2 separate regions of the Homo sapiens genome follow, and region 2 is linked to region 1. Evidence: chromatin loops called from intact Hi-C (ENCODE). Cell type or tissue: K562. All regions are shown on one strand. Links, peaks and the distances in the headings refer to the core of each region. The heading gives the core; the rest is flanking DNA.

Evidence for each region. Hi-C counts contacts between places; a loop is a spot of excess contacts. Peaks named below come from ENCODE experiments on the same cell type or tissue, not always from the same donor. Only the 100,000 strongest peaks of a DNase experiment are listed, where the experiment ranks them.
Region 2: it touches region 1 in a loop (5-fold over the local background); 32 of 110 quality-filtered maps call a loop at or near these places.

What each region holds. Positions count from the first base shown.
Region 1 is chr6:157,869,857-157,878,196 of GRCh38, forward strand. It overlaps SNX9 (sorting nexin 9), which reads left to right. Exons shown (of 18, transcript NM_016224.5): 3 at 3,246-3,320; 4 at 5,195-5,320. Among named protein-coding and RNA genes, the nearest start is that of SNX9-AS1, 19 kb to the right of the region's middle. RefSeq lists a silencer at 3,955-4,024. In K562, for the core only: a CTCF peak has its summit at 4,077 (motif pointing left); a DNase peak (open chromatin) is centred at 4,045.
Region 2 is chr6:157,807,651-157,815,990 of GRCh38, forward strand. No RefSeq gene overlaps it. Among named protein-coding and RNA genes, the nearest start is that of SNX9, 11 kb to the right of the region's middle. In K562, for the core only: no CTCF peak of the experiment used is centred there; DNase peaks (open chromatin) are centred at 3,911, 4,311 and 5,767.

The DNA of each region.
Region 1 (8,340 bases), core at 256-8,255:
ACACTCGCACACACCCTTATGCGTGCACATGCACACACATGCGCACACACCTCGCACCCTCATACACCTCTCATGCTCTCATACACTTTACATACTCTTTCACGTGTGCACTCTTACACACACGTACCTTCTCACTCTCACCTCTCATGCACACCCACAGTCGCATGCTCACACACATAGGCAGCACTCACACGTGTGAGCACGCACACACACCCTCTTCACTCTCACTTGCCCTCATCCGCACTCATGCTGTCACACATACACCTGCACTCACACATGTGAGCACACACACCCCTCACTCACCTGCTCTCATGCACACCCACACTCATGCTCTCACACATACACATATGCACTCACACATGCAAGCACACACATCCCCTCAGACACTCTCACCTGCTCTCTCACATCCCCACGCTCATGCTCTCACATATGCACTCACGTGTGAGCACGCACACACACCTACTCTCTCACCTGCGCTCACACTCACACTCATGCTCTCACACATGCAGCACTCACCCGTGTGAGTGCATGTACCCCTCAGACACTGTCACCTGCTCTCACACACGCACACTCACATGCTGTCACACAGATGCAGCACTCACCCGTGCAAGCACATACACCCTGCAGATAGTCTCACCTGCTCTCACACATACATGCACTCACCTGTGCAAGCACGCACACCCCTCAGACACTCTCACCTGCTCTCACACATATATGCACTCACCCGTGCAAGCACACACACCCCTCAGACACTCTCACCTGCCCTCACACATACCCACACTCTCCTGCTCTCACACAGATGCAGCACTCACCTGTGCAAGCACATACACCCTGCAGATAGTCTCACCTGCTCTCATACATACATGCACTCACCTGTGCAAGCATGCACACCCCTCAGACACTCACCTGCTCTCACACATATATGCACTCACCCGTGCAAGCACACACACCCCTCAGACACTCTCACCTGCTCTCACACATACCCACACTCTCCTGCTCTCACACAGATGCAGCACTCACCCGTGCAAGCACGCACACACCCCTCAGACACACTCACCTGCTGTCATGCACACGCACACTCGCATGCTCACACAGAGCTCCTGTGGAAGGAGAGAGTGAGAACTGTGGCAGTGCCAAGATCGAGGAGGGAGAATGAGGAACGGCAGAAGTGATGGTAGTTTTTGAATAGTGAGCATATTTAGAAAACGTACTTTATATGTCTTGGATTGAAAAAAGAATCGGCCAGGTGCAGTGGCTTACACTTGTAATCCCAGCACTTTTGGAGGCCGAGGCAGGGGGATCGCTTTGAGCTCAGCAGTTCAAGACCAGCCTTAGTAACATGGCAAAACCTCATCTCTACAAAAAATACAAAAATTTAGCCGGGTGTGGTAGTGCGTGCCTGTAATCCCAGCTACTTGGGAGACTGAGGTGGGAGGGTCACTTGAGCCCAGGAGTTCCAGGCTGCAGTGAGCCAAGATGGTGCCACTGCATGTCAGCTTGGGAGACAAAATGAGACAGTGTCTCAAAAAAAAGAAAATCACTGGGTAGAAAAAGATTATGTAGTAATTTTGTATAATATGCTAGGTGTGCATGTTCTCATTCATAGGTGGGAATTGAACAATGAGAACACTTGGACACAGGGCGGGGAACGTCGCACACCAGGGCCTGTCGTCGGGTGGGAGGAGGGGGGAGGGATAGCATTAGGAGAAATACCTAATGTAAATGACAAGTTAATGGGTGCAGCACACCAACATGGCACATGTATACCTATGTAACAAACCTGCACGTTGTGCACATGTACCCTAGAACTTAAAGTATAATAATAATTTTTAAAAATTTTTAAAAATGCTAGATGTGTATAAGTTAAATAGATTCAGTTTTAATCATAGCAGAGATTAAAGATTCTTCAGTCTTACCTTTTTTTTTTTTTTTTTTTTGCAGACAGGCTCTCACCCTGTCACCCAGGCTGGAGTGAGGTGGTGTGATCTTGGCTCACTGTAACCTCTGCCTTCTGGGTTTAAGCAATTCTCATGCCCCAGCCTCCCGAGTAGCTGGGATTACAGGTGTGAGCCACTGTACCCAGCCTCATCTAATTTCTTTATTGAAGTATTTAATTTTTCTTGGTAAAATAGCAACTTGTCCTCAAGTTGCTATTGTGGTCAGAAAGTGACAAAAGTTGTGGCTTAAAGTGATTTTTTAAGAGAATGTGATTATTCAGATTCAGATTATTAACTAATTAGGGCATTATTTTAAAACTGTAAAAACTCTTACTATGTTAAGATGAGAAAGTGGGACCTGCCCCTTAACATTGTTAATAATTAATAATAATATCAACATTAATAGTTTAATATTTAGATAAAGTTTCTTCCAAGGATAGCAACTTCTATTCTGAATAAAAGTTACAATTTTTCCTTTGATCATAGATTGAAATGGCAATACTGGGATATAGAGTTCTACTTTATTACTTAGTTTATTAATATTATTTATCCAGAAGAACTGAGGAACCATGGATCAGTTCACTTTTTCTGCATAACAATCCTAAAACTTACTAGTTTAACCCAGTAACCATTTGTTACTGCTTAGGAATCTACAAGTCAGCTTGATGGTTCTCCTGAGCTGCACTGCGTGTGTCTGCAATCACTGGACCCTGCTGGGGACTGACTGGTCTAAGGTAGCCTCACTCATGAGTCTGCCAGTTCTCTGGGTTGGCTGGCTTTGAATGGGGCAACAGGGAGACTGGGTCTCTGTCATCATCTAGCAACCCACATTAATTCGTATAGCGACTTGGGTGCCAGAAGAGTCAGCTGAAGTGTGCAGAAGCCCTTGAGGCAAGGTTCTGGATTCCCTGGAGGATTTCCACTTGATTCTGTTGACCAGCGAGGTGGCAGAGGGCAGATTCCAGGCCTGGGATGCGCATCCCACCGCTTCACATTCAGAGCTGCAAGCCACTTTTATTATCTGCCGCAGACCAGTACACAGACAAGATGAGGGTCATCTAATCATCAGCTGTTTTCAATCTTTGATCACTTATTATTGAAGTTTGATTTTTCTTGTTTTTAGGTTACATCATTTTCTGAAGTAAAGAGAAGGCTTAAGAATTTAAGATTTTGAACGGTGTTCTCTAGGAATGAAAAGCTTAATGTTAATTGCTTTTTTTATGTATAACAATTCCTCCACACAAAATTTCTCCAGGAAATCTCAACTGTAATCTTTTTCTTTTTTTTTTTTTTTTGGTGACTTATTAGGATGTAGGTGGAGGATGGCTGGAAGGAAGAAACATCAAAGGAGAACGAGGGCTGGTTCCCACAGACTACGTTGAAGTAAGAGCTTCCTGTCATTCATTCATTAGAGCTCATCTTTGCCAGGCATCTTTTTATGAATTATCAACTTACAAGAAGTCAGCAACTTTTTGCAAAACAAAATTTCCATTGTAAATATAATAAATGTTAACTATATAAAATATGGAAACTACATTGAAATAGAACTAAGAAAAATATTACCTGTAGACCCAAGCTTCAAAGAATGACTACAGATATTTAGGTTAAGTTTCTTCCAGGGATAGCAACTTTTAATTGGTCTGAATAAAAGTTAGTATTTTTCCTTTGCTAATATTATCTATATTATAAATATATATTATAAATTGTATAAATTCAATAAGATATATGAAATTATATCTCAATATATCTGTTAATATATACATTTTAAATATATATTTATATTTTTATAAGCAAAATATATAAATTTTATAAAATGTATTATAAATTATATAAATTATAAATATAGATATATATTTATAATATGACACATATAACGTATTTTTCCTTTGCTGATATTGCTGCCATCTATAATATTGTTTATTGTACAATAGACTCACAGTTTAAATAGATTTTTTTAAGTGCATATCTCAGTTCCTTCTCCCATTCCCATAGACAGAGGGGTGTCTTGGGGGAGCTGCTGTGGGGATCTCCTGGGTAGAGCTGTTAGGATGGATACCCAGGAGAGCAACACAGCAGCCTGGGCTGGTCCTGCCTGGGACACCCCCAAGCTGAGCCAACCACCTGGCGCCCCCTGCTGGTTGTCTTTCGGTCCCTCCAAACCGAGCGAAGGTTCTTGGTAAGCTTGTCTTTCATGTTGGGTGACAGAAAGAAGCGAAGGTTTCCTGATGCCCTGTGAGTACAACTGGAGCTAGATCAAGAATAAAGGTACCTTTGGTTCACCTCCAGGAGAAAAGAATTCCCCCCAGAGGATGTTTACCTGGGACCTGTCTGCAGAGTGAGATCTAAGGCCGTCCTTCTGTTGTTGATAGACAGTGAGGGTGGGGAGTCATGACCCCTCAGAGAATCCGATGCAATCTCTAGGCTTTCCCTCAGAAACGTGTGCCCATGCACACACCACAGCCTTTTCCATACAACTGCAACCCCCTATTCACAGGCCCCTGGCCTCACTCCGTAGGTCTTATGTTGAAGTCTTGTTTTACTTGTATGCACTTTGCATCCAGGAGCCCACAAATTGACAAGATTGAGAAAAATCTGAGAATTTAAGTTGATATTGGCAGTAATTGGATTTTCTAGGATTCTGCTTATATAAAGGAATAGTGATTACAGATATTCTTGGGTTTGCTTACCTTTAAGAATATAAAACCCCCTCTATTAGAAATAGATCCTGCAGGCAGAAAATCAGTAAGGACGTGGTTGAACTCAGCACCATCAATAAATTGATGTCCACTTAGGGACATCTATAGACTGCTTCATCAAACCACAGCAGCATACACATTCTTTTCAAGCTTACATGGAACATTCTCTAAGACAGACCACATATTCTGAGCCATAAAACATACCTCAACATGTTTGAAAGAAATCATACAGTGTCTGCCCTGAGACCACAATGGAATCACACTAGAAATCAAAACAGAAAGATAGATGGAAAATCTGTAAATACTTAGAGATTGAACAATCCACTTCTAAATAATGCATGGATCAAAGAAGAAATCTCGAGAAATTAAAAAATAGTTTGAACTAAATAAAAATGAAAATACAACCCATTAAAATATGAGTATGCGGCAAAAGCAGTGCTTACAGAGAAATTTGTAGCATTGAAGAATATAAACCCTTTTTGACAATTCTTGCTTGCCCTCGAAGACTCCCTGAAGTGACCGTAATCTATGAAAATAATTGCGGCTCTTTCTCCTATTCAGATTTTACCCAGTGATGGAAAAGATCAATTTTCTTGTGGAAATTCAGTGGCTGACCAAGCCTTCCTTGATTCTCTCTCAGCCAGCACAGCTCAGGCCAGTTCGTCGGCTGCCAGCAACAATCACCAGGTACGTCTCACTTCCTCCTTCTGGATGTGGCTGGCTTTACGGAAAACAGAGCGTATTTGTGAAGGCTTGTGATGCATTATAGCTATTGCCATTCCCCAAAAGCAAAAACAAAGTCGCTTTTAGGTTGTTCTGTGGCATTTCTGTTGGGTACTAACAAAGAAATCACCTGTTAAGCCTGATAATGACTGTTTGCAAAATTTATTATAAGAGAAAAGGCAGGGTATTGAGGGTTGCTTTTAGAAGTCTGTCATGATATGAACACAGACCCCAGAAACTGCAAATACCCTCTTAGATAAAGGCATGGAAAGAAGAGGAAGAAGAGGAGGCTCTTGTTGTTGAGGAGGTCAGTGTCAGAGCCTCGGCCTGGATCAGGAAATAGATGCCCTGGCCCTGGCATGTTGCTTACACTCTCAGAGCTAGAGGCCCTCATCCTGCGAGTAGAAGCAGTGCCTGTGAAAGTCTACCAGATCCAGGCACTCAGCACTTGGTACTCTTATTGTATTGCTTCCAGGAAACTTAGAATAGTGGGATAACTTGAGAAGAATACAAGGAAATTTTACATTAATTTTAATTAAAATTTGACTAGTTTAGGTGAATTTGTCTAGTTCATTTATTGCCAAATGATGACACAGAGTAAGTGACAAGAAGAAAATTGAGAAGACAGGTATCAAAATATTGTTGCTGCTGGGCACAGTAGCTCACGCCTGTAATCCCAGCACTTTGGGAGGCCAAGGCAGGTGGATTGCTTGAGTGCTGGAGTTCGAGACAAGCCTGGGCAACACGATGAAACCCCATCTCCACACGTTAAAAAAAAAGTTAAAAAAAAAGAATTAAAATATTGTTAACTGCTTACATCTTTAGAAATGAATGGGCTTTAGGAGATGTTATTTCTTGATTTTTTTTTTAACTACATAAAAGGTTTTAAATTCTATCAGGCCTGATGATAATCATATCACTTACAAGTATTTGCTTATAAAATATCTGTTTATTAGCCAGGCACAGTGGCTCACGCCTGTAATCCCACCAGCACTTTGGGAGGCCGAGGCGGGCGGATCACCTGAGTTCAGGAGTTTGAGACCATCCTGGCCAACATGGTGAAACCCCATCTCTACTAAAAATACAAAAATTAGCTAGGTGTGGTGGCAGGCACCTGTAATCCAAGCTGCTCGGGGGGCTGAAGCAGGAGAATGACTTGAACTGGGAGGCGGCCACTGCAGTAAGCCGAGATCGTGCCACTGTACTCCAGCCTGGGCGAGTGAGACTCCTCAAAAGAAAAAGAATATCTGTCAATTGACCTTCCAAGTGAGTTTATATAAGTTTATCACCATATACTAACTGCAGGTTTTATACATTTCAAAACAGCTTTTTGTAGACATTCTGAATTACAAATTAGACTCAGATATTTAAAATTTGCAGGCAAGGTGATTGATCACTGTAATTGAAGAATTCTCTTCTGTATTTTATTATTCTATACTACTTGAGAACATTGGCCAGGTAAGGGTTACTCACTGTGAAACGTGAATAGTAGTTATACCTCACTGGAAGTTTTCCCAGGGGTTCTCAACCTGAGCCTCATTGCCGTTTGAGGCCCCGCGCCCTTTCCTAGTGGGGCGGGCCCATCCTGGGCACTGCAGGATATTGAGCAGCCTTCCTAGCTTCTACCTACCAGGTGCCAGTCACATGCACGCCACCTCAGTTGTGACAACCAAAAATGTCTCCAGATATAGCCAAGTGTTGCCTAGGAGCAAAGCCAAGCCAGTTGAGATTCACTGAGTTATACAGAAGCACCCATGAAATGGGTTTGCATTAATAAAGGACAAGATTTTAATAAAAGAATTGTAATGAGGTAATGAGATCATAGAATAAGTGAGGCAAACAAAAAATAGAAATATTTATCTTATTTTAATTCTAGGGACTGACCAGCTATTATCTCAAGATAGGTGGAGGCAGTTTAGCTAATGAAAAGAAATTAAAACTCAGATTTAAGTCATGTTCTGTTAGGAAATATATTCCTTGGTATTTACTTGTAGTTTAATATAAACTGGTATAAGTCTAAAATTTGTTTCGTTTAGGTTATTTAGAAGGTAATAAAAGAAAAAAAAAGCGGGGGGGGCATCTAGTCTAACATTGAATCTAATCAGATCCTTTGAAAGCAAAGAAAAATGAACTGAAACTAGAATTAACAAAATGCAGAAAGCATAGCCGTCATTAATTTGAGCATTTGAATTTAATGTAAATCAAGTAAAAATATTTTAACTGCTATCTCTGCCCTCTGTTATCTGGGATATGAGAACAATTTAAGTAGGCCAAAATTTGGGTACATTTTGTAAATACCATGAAAGATGTCACGAGTAGGAAACCAGATGACCATTAATTGGTAGCTTTTTAAACATTTTCCTATCAGGTTTGCCCATTGCTTTCATTTTCTGAATGCGGGTAGGAAGATGTGTGCTCTGAGGTGAGCTGCTTGGGAGGCTCTGATTGCCTGTGCTCTCTCCCAGGGTCGGTTTTGTTTTGAGAGCGGGAACCTCAGAGAAGCTGGGCCTCTCTCCTGTCCATCAGGCCCATGGGCACATCCCCTCTCAGGCATGCATCTCTTCAGCTTGGCACACTCTGCCAACTTCTGAGCCAGTGTCTCTTTACTCATCTTAGCATCAGTAAGTTTAAATTTGACTCTCCTCCCACACAAGCAAGTTGAAGCCCCACATTCAGTTGGTTATCCAACTTCCTGAGTGTCGTATTTTTCTTTAAGTATATCTTTTTAAAGATCTCTTTGAATAACTTATTTCGAGCCTGCTACTCTTTCCTTGACTTTGTATTCTTAATCTGTGCTGCATTTCAGAGTAACTAGTTCATAAATGTATAACCTACTATGTAAGATAGCACTTTCTTTTGGTTTTTCTTAAAACTCCTAATTTCAGGTTGCTTGGGGGACCCTTTGGTTCTAGATTCTTACTGAGTAGTCTCAGGTGAGCAGAGTTGCTGGTGTCAAGGCAGTGTTGCTGCATCCAGGTCCCTGG
Region 2 (8,340 bases), core at 256-8,255, 62 kb before region 1:
CCCAAAGGCTAGGGGAGGGATTTTAATACTCAAGTAAAGGCAGGAGGTGTCATCCTGGGCCCACATGAGGCAAAGAGCTGGAACTAAGACCCCCAAATAAACTAAGACTCTGGAGAAGCTATCCTTTCAATGAAAGAGGGACCAAAAAAAACTATATTCTCCCAAGAAAACAACAATAAAGTGTACCCTAGCCAGGGTCCTGGAAGGAAAAAGATTCCCAGTGAAATACTGAAGTTCCAAACCTGCATTATGCAGAGGTGTGGAGTCAAAATTTACAGTGCCTTCATTGTGTGAAAATTTACAAGCTAAAATTTTAATATGAAAATTAGTCTCACACTGGTGAAATCTCTGGTTACCTGGCAGAATAAAATATAAGATACTTCCCAAAGATATTTTCTTAGTTGAAAATACAAGTGATTTTCTCAGGAAAAAAAAAATCCTAAAGAAATGAGCTCATAAACAAAAACTATAAACTGCAGGAAGAAACAATTCACCACAGACACAATAAACAGAAAGATTAGCAAGAACTTGAGATTACAATAGAACTGGAAATGGCTGGTAAAATAAGTCTTTAAAATTATATTTTTAAAAGATATCATCATTTAAAAATAGGACTATATAACAAGATCCATATAGCTCCTATAGAAATAAAAATATATATTTTTTGAAATTTAAAATTCAATTGCTAGGTTAACAACAGATTGGACTTACTGAGGAAAGACTTGGATCTTTAAGAAATATCCCAGAGTACAACATAGAAAGATAAAGAGATGGGGAAAATGTAAACAGGTTAAAAGACTTAGAAGATAAACTCAAAGGTCTAATATACATCTCCATCAGTTAGCTTTTGTTGCCTAACAAACCACTGTATGTCTGTTTATGATGTTTTTGCCTCTCAGCTCCAAATTCACCCTTTTTGCCAGCTCTGTGAAAATGGATCTGAGCCCATTAAACATGTTTTCTTTGCCATATAGCTTGATATTAAGCTATGTCAGTAGAGGGCACCTGGAAGAGCAAGGAGTTTTTCCTTCTGTTCTGGTATGCTCACGATGTGCATGGCTTCCCCAGAAGTGAACTCCTGATGTGTGGGCAGTGTGCCCAGCACCAGGCTTCTGCAGGGCTCTTATCTTCTCTAGAGCACAACTCCTGCAGGATGCAGCCACCAGCAGCACCTAATGCCCAGAAAACATCAGAGAATACACATGTCAACAGTAATTGGAATAAAAGAGAGGACATCGCTAATGATTTTATAGACATTAAAAGGATAATAGGGGAATATTATTAACAGCATAATGTTAATTAATTTGGTAATTTAGATAAAATGAAAAATTCCTTGAAAGGCACATTTTACCAAAACTGACTCAAAGTAAAAAAGGATGCAAATAAATCTCTATCAACCAAAGAAATTGAATTTGTAACAAAAAGTCTTCCCATTAAAAAGAAAGCTTAGGCCTTTGACTCTATCAGGTAACTTAATATTAACCAAAAATGTTCAAGATAATGCAGTGCTGGCAGAAGATTAGACATACAGACTGACAGAACAGGATAGAGAGCCCTGAAACAGACCTCATATCAATGCTCAACAAAGTTGTCCAGGCATTTCAACGGGGGAAAAGACAATCCTTTCAACAAATGGTGTCTTAGCAACTGGATGTTTGCATACTTAAAACAATGAACCCCAACCTTTAGCTCACATCATACACAGAAATTAGCTCAAAATGGTTCATGGACCTAAATGTAAGAGCTAAAGCCATAAAACAAATGAGAAAATCTTCATGATCTCATGATAGGCAAAGATTTCTTAGAGCATAAACTGTAAAAGAAAAAAATGATAAGTTGGACTTATTTTGGTTTTCGAAAGATACCATTAAAAATAAAAAGCCAAGAAATACATAAAAAGGAACTTGGGGAAAATATTTATAAAACAAATATCTGATAAAGAACATATCTAAAACAGATTAAGAATTTTGCTTCTAAATAATAAGACAAAAAACCTAATTTTAAAATGGGCAAAGGATTTGAACAGATACTTCACAAAAGATGCTATATTATATGATGCTCAACATTGTTTGTTGCCAGGGAAATGCACATGAAAACGATGAGATACAACTGCATGCACACTAGAATGACAAAAACTAAAAAGACTGACAGTATCATGTGCTGGTGAAGATGTGGAGCAACTAGAAATCTCACATGTTTCTGTTGGGAATTGGGAATGGAAAATGGTACTGCCATTTTGGAACAGTATGTCATGTTATTATATAGTTAAACATCCTCTTATCATATGATCACTCAATTTCATTTCTAGGTCCATACTCAAGAGAAATAAAAACACATGTCTACAAAAACACTGGTATGCAATGTTCATAGTAACATTATTCACTATAACCCTTAACTGGAAACAGCCCAAATGTCTATCGAGGAGTAAATGAATAAACAAATTGTGGCATATCCATTGAACAAAATACTACTTGGCAATAAATAAGAATGACCACTGATATATACAACTGCATGAATGAATTTTTTTAAATATCATGCTAAGTAAAAGAAGCCTGCCACAAAATACTACATACAGTATGGTTTAATTTATATGGCATTATATCATAAAAGACAAAAATATAATGACAGAAAGTGGGTTGTTTGGGACAAGGGTTGGTGATAGAAAATTGATTACAAGTGGATGCAAGGAAACTTGCTTGGATGTTTTGTATCTCCACTGTGGGGGTGGTAAGCTGTCTCTATATATTTCAAAACTCAATGAATTAAACACTTAAAATCACTGAATTGTATTATAAATTACTCCCTAATAAAGCTGTTGGGAAAAAATTCCAAGGTCTTTGATGATACTGTTGAGCTGTGGAATCAATTAACTATAAAATCTGCCCAGGCTACTTGCAAGCGAAGTCATTCTAATCAATCTAACTGATAACTGTTCCCTTAACTCTTCGGTTATTGCATTGTAACCATTTGCTTATTCTTCCTTTCTCCACTGACTTATGAAATCTTCAGGAACGGAACCCTTGATGTTGGGTTTTTTTTTTTTCTGTCTGACATACAGAAGGAATTTTGTAAATTCCTGCTGAATAGTAATTGATGCAATCTCTCTCTGGCAAAGCTCATTTAAAACTGTAGTTTGGCTGGGTGTAGTGGCTCATGCCTGGAGTCCCAGGACTTTGGGAGGCCAAGACTGGAGGATCACTTGAGCCCAGGAGTTAAAGACCAGCCTAGGCAACATAGTGAGCTTCCATTTCTAAATAAAAAATAAAAAAATTATCCAGGTGTGGTGGTATGCACCTGTAGTCCCAGCTACTCAGGAGGCTAAGGTGGGAGAATCACTCGAGCCCAGGAATTCGAGGCTACAGTTAACTACGATAGCATCACTGCACTTCAGCGAGACCCTGTCACCAAAACAAAAAACAAAAAACAAAAACTATAGTTTGATACCATTTTTTTTCCTTGAATCACCTTTTATTGATGCCTGTGTTTCCTCACTCCTTATTTATGGAACAAACAACTCACCTTCCTTGAAGTGAGTAAAGATGCAACTAACACCAACTCACAAAAAAAGAAAAGTACAGTTTTCTTGGAGTCATGAGGAGTCAAAATGCTTGAGCCTAAAGAGTGGCTTGATGAAAATCAGTTTGCATTTGTGTCACCTCCAGAGATGGCTCTCCTGGGCTCCTTAAGAGGTTTTCAGACTTAAGAGTCATTAGTGCAGTCTATGCTAGAGCCACAATTAGGGATCACCCCACTCTGCCATCCAGAAGATATGATAGTGTATTGCTGTACAAATTATTCAATATATTATAGTTGCTTAAAAAATAAAAAAGCATTATTGGAGTAGAGGCTAATTGCTACAAATGCAGTGTAAGATGATTAGGAAGGTAAAAGAAAATGTACAAAGATAAGATAGGGAGTCAGTGTGGGCTACCTTCAAATGTGGAAGTTAGAGATAATGGAGGTCACTAGACTACAAACTTTGTGACTCCACAGGGAACTCATGTTTTAAAAAGTCGGAGTCAAAGGTGATCCTAAGATTTCATGCTTGGGGGTAGAACATGGTGATTCCTTAAGCAAAATGCGCCTTGTTAACTCTTTTGTCCCCAGTATTTAACACAAAGGTATATTGATGATCTAGTGCCACCAAACAAATTACTCCACTATTCAGCAGCTTAAAACAATGCACATTTATCTGGGACATGACTTAGCTGGGTGCCTCTGACTGAAGGTCTCTCTTGAGATTGCAGTTAGGTGTCACCCAAGGCTGCACTTATGTCAAGGCTCAACTAGGGCTTGAGAATTTATATGCAAGCTCAGTCATGTGACTGTTGGCAGGCCTCAGAAATCTCAGTAGGATCCAAACTTAGTCATGTTTTTGCAGGCTGACCTCAGTTCCTTGGCCATGGACCTCCTCCAATGGCTGCCCGGATATCCTCATGACATGGTAGCTAGTAATCAGAAAGAGAAAGACAGGGAATCATAGAGCAACCAAGATGGAAACTACAGTCTTTTTATAACCTAATCTTGGAAGTGACACCCATCCCTTCAACCCGATTCCATTCATTAAAAACATTTCAATAAGTTCAGCTCACATTCCAGGGGAAGGGATTTTACAGGGAATGAATGGGGGAAAAGGGTATCATTGGGGGCTATCTTAGGGGCTGCCTACCACAAAAGTCTAGTGGGCTCTCCACAAATACATGTCCAATTAATCAAAGAGCTAGGAAATAGAGAAACAATAGTAAGATTGGGAGAAAATTTTGTAAGATCAATTTAGTTACATGTTTAATTTTTTGTCCTTGTGTGAGATTATGGCAGACAGTGTATTTACCAAACCCATTTCCTTCTTCCTCTGGGCATACAACTAGACTGCACTTCCAGCCTTGCTTAAAACTTAGATGAGGCCAAGTGCTTGGACCTGGCCAGTGTAAAGTGGGTGTAAATGGTTTCCCTCCTCCCCTATATGCCAGCCAGATGCTGATGTGATGATCCAGTGAAGGCCCCTGAAGACTTTGGGGAAGCCACTAAATGGAAAAGCCTGGGTCCCTGAATGACTGTGCAGAGCAGGGCTCTCCCCAGCCTCCCAACCAACCAATATCTTTGGGAGTGGGGGAAATTTTGAGTTAAGCCACTGAAATTTGGGGGTTATTTGTTGTAATAGACAATATACTATAAGATATTATAAAAATAGAGTAATTAAGACAAAGTGGCATTGACATAGAGATAGGAAATACACCAATAGAATGGAATCTGGAAGCCAGAAACACACCCATACATGTAGTATGATGCAGTTGGCATTGCAGATCAGAGAGGATATAGTGACTTTGTCAGTTAATGATGATTAATTGACTGATTAGCTATGTTTAAGAAATTGAAGATAAATTTCTATCACCATGCACAAAAGCAATCCCACAATGATTTAAATGTCAACACAGCTACTGTTAGTGATCAGTGATCTGTGTGCAAGAAAAAGAAAAGGATAGAGTACAAAATTCCTACAAAGAATTTCTGAAAGTCAAAATTCATACAGTAAATGGCAATTCTGCCAATTTCTGTCAGACCCAGTCAGACACCCGAGGCCTCCCTACAGGACCCCGTCCTGTTTCTGTCACGACATCCACTCTTGCCAGTGACTTGTCAGCCACTGCAAACCCCAAAAGGTCATATTCTCTTCCCCAGCACTCACAGCATAAACTAACCCTTGGTAGTGAGCCCAGGGTCATGTGTTCTCACAGCACACACTAGCCCTGGGTTTGAAAGCCAAAAAGATCAGGAGGTAGAGGGTGTGGGGGCGGCAGCTCAGTGCACAGTTAGCTCTGGGAGGAGAGGAATTTACAACCCTCAGGGCTCCATGAGGAAGACAGGAGACCTCAAAAGGGGTCAGCAGCGCCTCTCCTCATTCCTCAGAGGGTCTCAGGAGTTGTCAGCAGTGTGCTTTGGGTCCTTTGTGGTCACCAGATACTGTCAAAAGACGCAATTACAACAAATTTAGTTTCAAGATCCTAACTGGCTTTTCTTTGCAATTCTAGAATCAGGCAACACTTCATGGTACACTATAGAATATGCTATACAGCAGAGGACTTTGGCTTTCCAGACAGAAAAGGGGTGAGGAAAGCAGTATCAGAGAACAAAACGCGCACTGGTCCTTTCAAAGTTACTTTCCTTGTAAAGATTCAAGCAGAAGGAACTTCCTTACTGTGCCAGCTAAAACTGGCCTGTTTGGGAAATTGCTATTATCTCTCTCTCTCTCTCCTGATTTTTTAGAAGGTCAGATAAACAATGTAGTTTTGGCTTGGTGGCATGAAACTTCAGCATGAGTCGTTCCATTTTGGTTTGGTCTCTCAGGCCTAGTGCAGGAGCTCAGTCCAAACCAATGGCTTCCAGTAAATGTTATTTAACAGTTCCAAGTTCTTGGAGAAGGGAAGGGAGGAAATTTTTCAGAATAGTGTGGCTATAACCACTGGGCGAATGAATGCCTTCAACTACATAAGAGCCTTTTAACTGGTCTTCCTCTAGAGTGAGCCTGCCCCAAAGCATCCTATATGCCACTGCCAAATCTTCCAAAAACATTACTAAGATAATTTTTAATGGTTTCCCATGGCCTCCCAATGTCATAATCTGTCCTCTAGCCATCCTTCTAGACTTATTCCCACATGACAACTTCTGTGCCAGTAAACATGGTCTAGCCGATGTCAGGGAAATGCAGCCTGAACTGCTTCCTTGTTGTGTCTTGATTCATGCCATCCTTCCTCCTTGAAAACTGGAAAATGTACCTGTCTTTCAAGAAAGCTCAGATTACACTTCTTTTGAAATTTCCTGATTATTCCAATTGCAAGCAACAACTATCTGTGAAAAAAACAATTGTCAGGGCCAGTGTCATGGGCCTATACAGTTCACAGGGCCTCAAGAATAAAAGGCCCCATACTTAGTTTACTTCTCTTCTGCTGTCTTGAAATTCTCAATAATTTTTCAGTGAGGGGCCCTGCATTTTCATTATGCTGTGGCCCCACAAATTATGCAGCCAGTCCTGATAACTGTCCCCTGAGGAAAGAACTTGTATCCCTATCTTAAGTGATTTGGGCTGCTCAGATCACGGATATCCAATTCCTCACAGAGTCAGTAACCATGGTACAAAAATATTCACTTCCTCTCCATTTCTGTCTAGTCAATCTATTGAATATCAGGCCAGTTTTATGCAAGAGATCAGTAGGTCCTTAATCCCCCCTTTCTCCCCAGTACAATTATATTTTCAAAAGAATATGCTAACTTAGTCTGTAATTGCCAAGTTTCAGTGAAGGCTTGGAGGCTGGGTCTGATTGCAAGGCTGGCCCTGGGGTTGGTGTGCTGGAGTTTGAGGCAGGAGCAGTGCGGTTTGACTGATTTCCCTAAATTGTTTTGCTTTTCTCTGCTTTTTCTCCTTCTTTATTTCCGTAACCACAGGTTCTCTAAAACACAGGTGTTTCTCTTTTCTCCCAGTGGTTCTCGTCACCACAATAGAAGAGTTTTGTTTTCAGGAAGGAGCAGAGGACACTAAGTAAGAGTGAAGAGCCAGCCAGGGCTGTCTGTGGGTTTTTTTTTTTTAGACAGCGTATCACTCTGTTGCCCAGACTGGAGTGCAGTGGCCTGATCTTGGCTCACTGCAGCCTCGGATTCCTGGGCTCAAGCAATCCTCCCACCTCCCACCTCAGCCTCCCAAGTGGCTGGGACTCCAGGCACATGCCACCACGCCTAGCTAATTTTTATTTTTTGTAGAGACAGGGTCTTACTGTGTTGCTCAGGCTGGTCTTGAACTCCTGGACTCAAACAATACTCCCAACTCCCAAAGTGTCGGGATAATGGGCATGAGCTACCACACCTGGCCCAGGGCTCTCTTAGGGTGTTAAGAGGAAGGTTTTCTTTTTCTCATGAGATTTTAAGTTCTAGGAGCACAAAATGCGTTTTTCATGACTGAGCTTATCTCCTATAGCACTTTGCACATTGTAGGCTCTCAATAGATAGCTTAGGCGTGAAATAAGAAGCAGCTAATACACATATACACCATGGAACACGATGCAGCCATAAAAACGGATGAGTTCATGTCCTTTGCAGGGACATGGATGAAGCTGGAAACCATCATTCTCAGCAAACTAGCACAGGAACAGAAAACCAAACACCTCATGTTCTCACTCATAAGTGGGAGGTGAACAATGAGAACCCATGGACACAGGGAGGGGACCATCACACACCAGGGCCTGTCGGGGGGTGGGGGGCTAGGGGAGGGAGAAATACCTAATGTAGGTGACGGGTTGATGGATGCGGCGAACCACCATGGCACGTGTATACCTATGTAACAAACCTGCA